Regions from separate parts of the Homo sapiens genome. Here region 1 is linked to region 2. A link is a contact called in ENCODE Hi-C data. All regions are on one chromosome and are shown on one strand. The core of a region is the stretch at or near the end of the contact, and the rest is flanking DNA. Distances in the headings are between cores, read along the strand shown. Region 1 overlaps MED15 (mediator complex subunit 15). Region 2 holds the start of PI4KA (phosphatidylinositol 4-kinase alpha).

Region 1 (4,176 bases), core at 154-2,653, 290 kb before region 2:
GTGTTGGTGACAGAGAAACTGAATCACTCATATATTGCTGGTGAGAATGTAAAGTGGTTTTACCTTCTTTCAAAATGAAATATGCAACTCAGCAGTTACACTCTTGGGTATTTTTCCTAGAGAAATGAAAACCTCGCATAAAAACCCATGCACGAATTTTAACAGCAGCTTTATTTGTGGTAGCCCAAATCTACAGTTACCCAAATGTCCTTCATGTAGACGGTTAAACACACTGTGAGGTGCTTGTACCATGGAATACCCTGGCAGTACTGTTGCTAGAACTACAACCTGTATGCTGAATGTAAAAAGCCGATCCCAAAAAGGTTCATACTGTATGGTTCCATTTTTGAAATATTATGTATAATTTTGAAATGACAAAATTTTAGAAATGGAGGATGCTGCAGTGGTTGCCAGAGTTTGCGGGTCAGGGTTGCTGAGAGAGGTGGCAACACGAGGGATCCTTGTGGTGTGGGGACTGTGTAGTGTATTGACTGGTGGTGACTGAACCCACCCAGGTGGTTAAATTGTCCAGAACTTAGTACACACACCCACACAAGTGAGCACACATCGTGGTTGTGATACCTTGTAAGTTTGTAGAATGTTACCATTGGAGGAAACTGGGCAAAGTATACAAAGGATCTCTCTATATTTCTTTAATACAGCTTTATTGAGACATAATTCTCATTAGCATACAATTCACCCATCTGAAGTGCTCCACTCGGTAGGTTTTAGTGTAATCCACAGAGTTGTGCAGCCATCAGCACAATTTTAGAACATTTTTATGTTCACCCCAAAAGAAACCTCACCTCAGAAAATCTTGTAATTGACTGTTCATATAAGCAGTTTTCATAATAGCCACAAAGTAGAAGCAGCGCAAATGTTCATCACAGGAAATCGGTGTAGTAGAATATTATTTGGCGATAAAAATAACACAGAAAAACTGATAACATGCCACGACATGGGCGAACTCGTAAATATTATGCTAAAGAAGCTAGTCACAAAAGAGCACATGTTCGATGCCATTCGTACAAAGAGTCCGGAAGTGGCCAATCCATAGAGACAGAGAGGAGATTACTGATTGCCAGAGTCTAGGCTTCTTATTTATCCAAAAGACTTAGTTGTCCCTTTTCTTTTGTCTTTGGTTATTATAGAGTAACTCATGATAGGAAATCCCAAAATCAACACAAATGCTACTTCGTATTCTATCTTTCTGTCTGTGGTAAATGGAACGTTCAGATTCCAGCGGCAGCCGTGGCAGTGGGGCTTTTGCTGGCTGTTTTGTCCCTTGCTGTGCAGCCCTGCAGCGTTTCTGGGAATCTGCCCTGTGGACTGACTGGCGACTCTGGTCTTTTCTCAGCCCAGCTGCAGCTCCAGCAGGTGGCGCTGCAGCAGCAGCAGCAACAGCAGCAGTTCCAGCAGCAGCAGCAGGCGGCGCTACAGCAGCAGCAGCAGCAGCAGCAACAGCAGCAGTTCCAGGCTCAGCAGAGTGCCATGCAGCAGCAGTTCCAAGCAGTAGTGCAGCAGCAGCAGCAGCTCCAGCAGCAGCAGCAGCAGCAGCAGCATCTAATTAAATTGCATCATCAAAATCAGCAACAGGTACCAGGTCCCCTGTTCCTGCTCTTGGCCTCCCTCCTGCAGCGTGAGCCCTGGGCTGGCATCAGCCACAATGCTGGGTGCAGTGCCCGGAGCCAGCCGAGGGTTCTCTTGACACGTGTGCCTGCCCTTTTCCATGGGCTTCTCAAAAAGTCTGGGACAAGGCCGGGCCCAGTGGCTCATGCCTGTAATCCCAGCACTTTGGGAGGCCAAGGCAGGCGGATCATCAGGAGTTCAAGACCAGCCTGGCCAGCATGGTGAAACCCCATCTCTACTAAAAATACAAAAAATTAGCTGGACATGGTGGCGTACACCTATAATCCCAGCTATTTGAGAGGCTGAGGCAGGAGAATCGCTAGAACCTGGGAGGCGGAGGTTGCAGTGAGCCGAGATCGCGCCGCTGCGCTCCAGCCTGGGCAGCAGTGAGACTCCGTCTCAAAAAAAATAAAAATAAAAAAGGAAAACAAAAGTCTGGGACAGGCAGGAGAAACAGGCCCTGACTCACTAGGAAGGTTCTGTGATCGAGCCCTTCCATTTGGGCTTGGGCATCTGGCGGTGGGCCTCCTGTGTAGTTCAGGGGCTGCGAGGGATTCAAACAAGAGTGAGCTGAAGCAAGAAGTGAGACGAACACTCTGAGGCTTGGGACTACTTGAGCCATTGTGGGCCATTTTGGCTGAGGACACATGTGCCTCCTGTTTACCTCTGTGTCTTGGGTTCTGGGCTCAGTGTTAGTCGACCTCCAGCTGGTGTTGCATGAGGTGATGGTGATGTCATGTTAGCAGCACTGCTTCTCAGAAGTTGTTCAGCTTCCCATGGTTTCCATAGAGAGTCTAGACGTGTTAAACATCTGCCCTCACAGCAGGTCTTGGTTGGGAGAGGAAAGCCCCAAAGGGCCCCACCACCCTCCCACCCCTTCAGGCCTCAGCTAGCTGGGCTTCTCTGGATCTTGGCACCCCTCTCCCAGAGCTGACAGTGCATCTGCAGCCACACTTTTCCTTCTCCTGCTGACAAGCAGACCTTGACCGTCACCGTGAGGCTCATGCCACTGACCTATAGGGGCAAAGCAAGCATCGTTGCAGAGGCTTCAGAAATCTGCAGTTGCCCCAGCTTTTATCCTAGCTTCCATGGAGCTGTACCTATTCCTTGTCATCTTTTGCTGAAGTTTCTAGGTATGCCCTTTGAACCATCCTAGTGGAATGGTAGACCAGAGCCCAGGCACACACTTGGTGCCTCCCCGGTGTCAGGAAGGCAGCTGGTGTTGGCCTCGGGGGGCCCAGAGCCTTTCTGTGGGAGATGTGCCCCTCCCCGTGTGAGTGAGAGGTCAGCCTGTCAGCCCAGGAAGGCCTTTTTTTTTTTTTTTTTTTTGAGACTTTTTTTTGCCTCTTACTCTGTTGCCCAGGCTGGAGTGCAGTGGTGTGATCTCGGCTCACTGCAACCTCTGCCCCACCAGTTTAAGTGATTCTCCTGCCTCAGCCTCCCAAGTAGCTGGGATTACAGGTGTGAGCCACCATGCCTGGCTAATTTTTGTATTATTAGTAGAGACGGGGTTTCGCCAGGTTGTCCAGGCTGGTCTCGAACTCCTGACCTCAGGTGATCTGCCCGCCTCGGCCTCCCAAAGTGCTGGGATTACAGGCGTGAGCCACTGCACCCAGCCAGGAAGGCTTTCTTGATGGCTCTGCAGATGGCCACCTGGGCTTCCTGAGGCCCAGACTGTCACAGGGAGGAGCTGGTGCCACAGAGGCAGATGAGTGATAACCGAGTGCTGCTTGTTCTGTCTCTAGATACAGCAGCAGCAACAGCAGCTGCAGCGAATAGCACAGCTGCAGCTCCAACAACAGCAACAGCAGCAGCAGCAGCAGCAGCAGCAGCAGCAGCAGGCTTTGCAGGCCCAGCCACCAATTCAGCAGCCACCGATGCAGCAGCCACAGCCTCCGCCCTCCCAGGCTCTGCCCCAGCAGCTGCAGCAGATGCATCACACACAGCACCACCAGCCGCCACCACAGCCCCAGCAGCCTCCAGTTGCTCAGAACCAACCATCACAACTCCCGCCACAGTCGCAGACCCAGCCTTTGGTGTCACAGGCGCAAGCTCTCCCTGGACAAATGTTGTATACCCAACCACCACTGAAATTTGTGAGTACCTGTGGCCCACAGTGGAGCACATGCAGCCCGTGGCTCTGTCAGCAGTAGTTTCTAGGCTCTTTGGCTAGAGATAGCATATCCTATTCTTCAAGTGCTGAGACTTCAGGCAGCCCCCACCCCTTGCCAGCCCTGCCGACTCTAGCATGGCTCAGCAGGGAAGCATGTGTTTTGCATTTTGTGTTCTGAGAGCTGCTTCTGCACCCCGCACAGGGTACTGCTGCTGCTACTGGGGCACCAAGTCGCATTCCAAGCAGTGTGGCTGATTGCAGCAGTTCTGTGGGCCCTTTCAGGGTGTGAGCACTTCGACTGATGAGCACCACATGAAAGGATGTGCCAGCTCCGTCAGTGTCTGGTGGTTTGCCAACTACTCAGAGTTAATGTTCTAAGCAAATATCTTTTTTTTTCCTTTACACTCTGCCAAGTCTCAGGAGAACAAAGTTCA
Region 2 (4,413 bases), core at 938-3,437:
GGGTTTCACCATGTTGGCCAGGCTGGTCTCAAACTCCGACCTCAAGTGATCTGCCTGTCTCAGCCTCCCAAAGTGCTGGGATTACAGGCATGAGCCACCGTGCCCCATCATAAAATATAATCTTGACAACTGAAGCAGTTATTACTACAAAGCTAAGAATGTTGCAATTACAGAATGTTCTCGTGACTAGTGAACATGGCTGAAGAAGCAAATTGAGCTCAAGGTGCCCTTTTCTGAGTTACTGAGTGGAAAGGGTGCTACCACTGCTGGAGCTGCAGGACCAGCTTCTTAAAGATCATCCAATTCACTGCATTCTCTTCTCTCTCCTCCCAGAATCCAGCAATCAGTCATAAGATATATTTGTTGGCTCTCCTGCTAAGAAGCGAATGTGCTGACTAGCTAGCATGAGTTTGATTCAATAAAACAGCACTACACTCCATTAGTCAGACTATCTAATGATAACAGTGCTCATACATTAGGTACCCACGTGCCTTTTTGTTGCTCTTCACAATACTCCTATGAAGTACTACCTTGTATTTGACAGAAGATAGCAAAGTATCAGAGAAGGGAACTGACCTGTCTAGAGTCACACTAGTGAAAGCAAGTGATACAGGATTTAAATTCAGAGGTTCCATTTTCCAAACTCATGTCCTTTCCATTGCATTGTACTCCCTCTTTAGCTAGAAGTCAGGTTAGCACCAATCTGCCGGGACCTTCTCACCCCGAAGGTGCATGATAAAATCAAATATGAGAACCGACAAGGCCAAGGACCAGGTCACTCTGCCAAAAGTGCCTAAAACAGCCTTTCAGCTTCATCCATCAGCAGACAGCCACAAAACCACTCCCAACTGCAGCAGGCTGGTCTCCGGTCACCACTGTCTTATCTTGTCGGAAAACATCCTCTCTCCATGTGCCAAAAAGTTGAGTGGGAAAATAATTCCATCCTTTCAGAGCTAAACACTGTGCTGAGTCTCATCGCACACGGGTGGGCAAAGAAAGTTGACATTTACTGCTCACCCACTCTGTGCCTTGACCTGTGCAAGATGCTTTATGCTAGAACTCATTTAATTCTCAAGAACAACCTCATTTTACAGATAAGGATACAGAGGCTCTAAGAGTTAAATTTACCCAAGAGGACATGGTAAGTAAGTGCCAGTGCAGGGAACAAATTCAGGTCCCACTCTAAAATCTGTCTCTTTCCAGATCTCAAGGCACACCACTGAGTTGCCTTTCACCTTTCTCCCAAGATGAGGATTGCTCTGGCATGACTTCACCTTTCTCTTCTGAAGCAATTCCAAGTTCACTTCTCTGCCCACTGACAGTTCACTCTCCTTTCCCTGCCACTGTCCCTTCTGCAAACGCACAATCTTTTACCCAACCTAACGCCCCCAGCCTCGTAGAATAACACTGCGCAGTTGGTTTACAGTCACAAAGCACTTTCAAGACAGTGTTTCGTCTCCTGGTCACCACAGTCCGGTGAAGCCGGCAAAGCAGATAAAAGCATCCCCATTTTACAAGAAAGCCATCTTCCCAAGGTCGCGGAATAAAAAGCAGGTGAAATCGGAAGCAGAACCCCAGGTCTTGACCCCTGGTCCTCGGCTCATCCCACTGCTCCGCACAGCCGCCCACGATCCAGCCTCCACCTCCGCGATGTCACAAGATGCTCCCTGGGCCAGCAGCTCACATCCCCCACCCCCATCCCACAACCACCCACCTGCAGCGGCCCTGCAGGCCCCGCCGACCCTTCCCCCACGGTCCCTCTCTCTTCACCAGCCCCTCCCACTAGGGCCTCCTTCCCCCGCTAGATCCCTCCGCTCAGGCGCCCCCTCCCGCACAGGCTGCCGGCGAGCCCAGCCTCGGCCTCCCACAGACCCTCGTCCCGCCTCCACGCTTCGTCACCCCAGCCCCTCCTCCTGTCAGCCCGCGGCCCAGCCCGCCGACGTTACCTTCTCCAAGGATGCTGGTCTCTGCACCGCCAGGGAGCGGGCCAGTGACAGGACCGTGTTGAAATAGAAGCCCCGCGAGGCGCTGGAGCCGGAGCCGGAGCAGCCGCCGCCGCCTCCGCCTCCGCCTCCGCCTCCCCGGGCCGGGGCCGCCGCCATCACCTCACGAGCCGCGGCGCTGCCCGCCGGCTCCCCGCTCCTGGCCCGCGAGCGCCCGACCTCAGGGCGCAGGCGTAGGTGCATCCGGCTTTCCCGCCACGTGACCTCTCAGTTGCTGACACTAGATAGGGCGTGGCTGCGGGGCGGGCCCACCGCTGCAGGGGAGAGAGGGGATGGACAGTAGGCTGCGGTTGCGCGCGCCGGATGTGGGCCCCCCCCAGCCGACCTGCGCGATGGTCGGCTCCGAGGGCGGGGCCACCTGCGCGCGACGCGCGGAAGGAGTTCGCGCGACGACCGCGGGGTCGGCGGGCGGGGCGAGGCCCTGGACGGCGGCGGCAGTGGGGCTCCTCCTTCTGTTTCCCAGACCGAGAGCCGCGCCGGCACCATGTCAGCTTACCCTAAAAGCTACAATCCGTTCGACGACGACGGGGAGGACGAAGGCGCCCGGCCGGCCCCTTGGAGGGACGCCCGAGACCTCCCCGACGGGCCCGACGCGCCCGCGGACAGGCAGCAGTACTTGCGGCAGGAGGTCCTCCGCAGGGCTGAGGCCACGGCCGCCAGCACCAGCAGGTCCCTGGCCCTCATGTACGAGTCCGAGAAGGTTGGGGTCGCCTCTTCCGAGGTGAGCCTGGGGCAGGGCTGGTGTGGACTCGCCGGTCTCTGTGCTGTCAAACGGAGACGAGAAATGTTTTGCTCACAATCTTTTGAGAATTCTCAAGTTGCCTAGCATAGATTCTTGCACCTTAGTGACTCGATGGTGGTAACAATCTGTTAACTATGTAAAGGTATGTGCATCTGGAGTACTTGAAGAGGGCAGTTTACCCCAGAAATCTTCCTTAGCTATTAGTCTGCTTCGTTGATTTTTTTTTTCTTACGCCTAGCTCACGGGGAAACGCCAGATTATTTTCTGTCCAGGTGAGTAAAAATTCTGAACAGCAGGTCCTAGGTTTGGGAAATGGAGAGTCCGTTTCTTCGACATTATTTCCTGTGCAAAATCTGGCACAGGGTTTTGGCCATTCCTTCCGGAGTGAGCCAGAAAGAGAGGACTATGTGCCTGCGAGTGTCAGGTGATACCCTGAAGCATCAGGGCAGGTGGTCCACGAGTTCTTCCCGCATCATTGACATCTCCACCTAACCAACCAATAGAGGTATTGAAGTCCCTTCAGCCCAGACAGCTGCCTAGTTGACCAAAGCCTGGGTTTGATTGAGTCCAGGGTCTTACCTTTACTTCCCAAATCCTAGACAAATAGTGTGCGGGTTAAGAGTTTGTTGCTCCAACTCATCTTCATCAGTTCTTCCCATCCTTAGATTTCAGAGAGTAGTACCTTCAATAACAATTATTCTGGCCGAGCGCAGTGACTCACGCCTGTAATCCCAGCACTTTGGGAGGCCTAGGCGTCGGATCGCCTGAGCTCAGGAGTTCGAGACCCGCCTGGGCAACATGGTGAAACCCTGTCTCCACTAAAATTAAAAAAAAAAAAAAACTAGCCGGGTGTGGCGGTGCGCCTGTAGTCGCAGCTACTCAGGAGGCTGAGGTAGGAGAATCGCTTGTACCCGGGAGGCAGAGGTTGCAGTTAGCTGAGATCGTGCTGCTGCACTCCAGCATGGGCAACAGACCGAGATCCTGGAGGGTCTTTTTCTTTTTCTTTTTTTTTTTTTTTTGAGATGGAATCTCGCTCTGTCGCCCTTGCTTGGGTACAGTGGCATGATCTGGGCTCACTGCAACTTCCGCCTCCGGGATTCAGACGATTCTCCTGCCTCAGCCTCCCGAGTAGCTGGGACTACAGGTGCGCCGCCACACCCGGCTAATTTTTTTTGTATTTGTAGTGGAGACAGGGTTTTGCCCCGTTGGCCAGGCTGGTCTGGAACTCCTGACCTCAGGCAGTCCGCCCGCTTTGGCCTCCCAAAGGGCTGGGATTACAGGCGTGAGCCACCATACCGGTCGAGAATGATTCTTTATTGTACACCACAGTCTCTCTTCAGCCTGCTAATGAAACAGTTTTGTTTGGACAGAGAAAAAAAAAGGTTTAAAAAAATGTATAAGCCAGGCGCGGTTGTACTTCTGTAATCCCAACAATTTGTAAGGCTGAGGTAGGCAGATCATTTTAGCCCAGGAGTTTGAGACCAGCAGGGGTAACTGCGTCTCTACAAAATTTGAAAAATTAGCCAGGCATGGTGGCACACACATGTGAGTGCAGCTACTGAGGAGGCTGAGGCAGGAGGACCGCTTGAGCCCAGGATGTCAAGGTTGCAGTGAGCCATGTTCATACCACTGCACTCCAGCTTGGGCGACAGAGCAACACGCTATCAT

What was found. Hi-C counts contacts between places; a loop is a spot of excess contacts on that map. Pooled maps may share reads with other maps.
Region 1: a pooled map shows a loop between it and region 2 (3-fold over the local background). The contact joins the enhancer-like site here to the promoter of PI4KA in region 2. A Hi-C loop is called at or near these places in 1 of 168 maps with a recorded cell type or tissue (ascending aorta) and 10 of 50 pooled maps.

What each region holds. Positions count from the first base shown.
Region 1 is chr22:20,563,093-20,567,268 of GRCh38, forward strand. MED15 (mediator complex subunit 15) reads left to right here. Exons shown (of 18, transcript NM_001003891.3): 6 at 1,358-1,596; 7 at 3,375-3,725. Among named protein-coding and RNA genes, the nearest start is that of MED15, 58 kb to the left of the region's middle. RefSeq lists an enhancer at 1,486-1,535. Within about 2 kb of position 1,404, at least 12 of the 41 ENCODE cell types and tissues checked have a DNase peak (open chromatin) inside an H3K27ac peak, as active enhancers do.
Region 2 is chr22:20,856,624-20,861,036 of GRCh38, forward strand. PI4KA (phosphatidylinositol 4-kinase alpha) reads right to left here and starts at 2,188. Exons shown (of 55, transcript NM_058004.4): 1 at 1,947-2,188. The coding sequence starts at 2,102. It overlaps SNAP29 (synaptosome associated protein 29), which reads left to right and starts at 2,384. Exons shown (of 5, transcript NM_004782.4): 1 at 2,384-2,724. The coding sequence starts at 2,488. RefSeq lists silencers at 1,797-1,846, 1,867-2,626 and an enhancer at 2,306-3,115.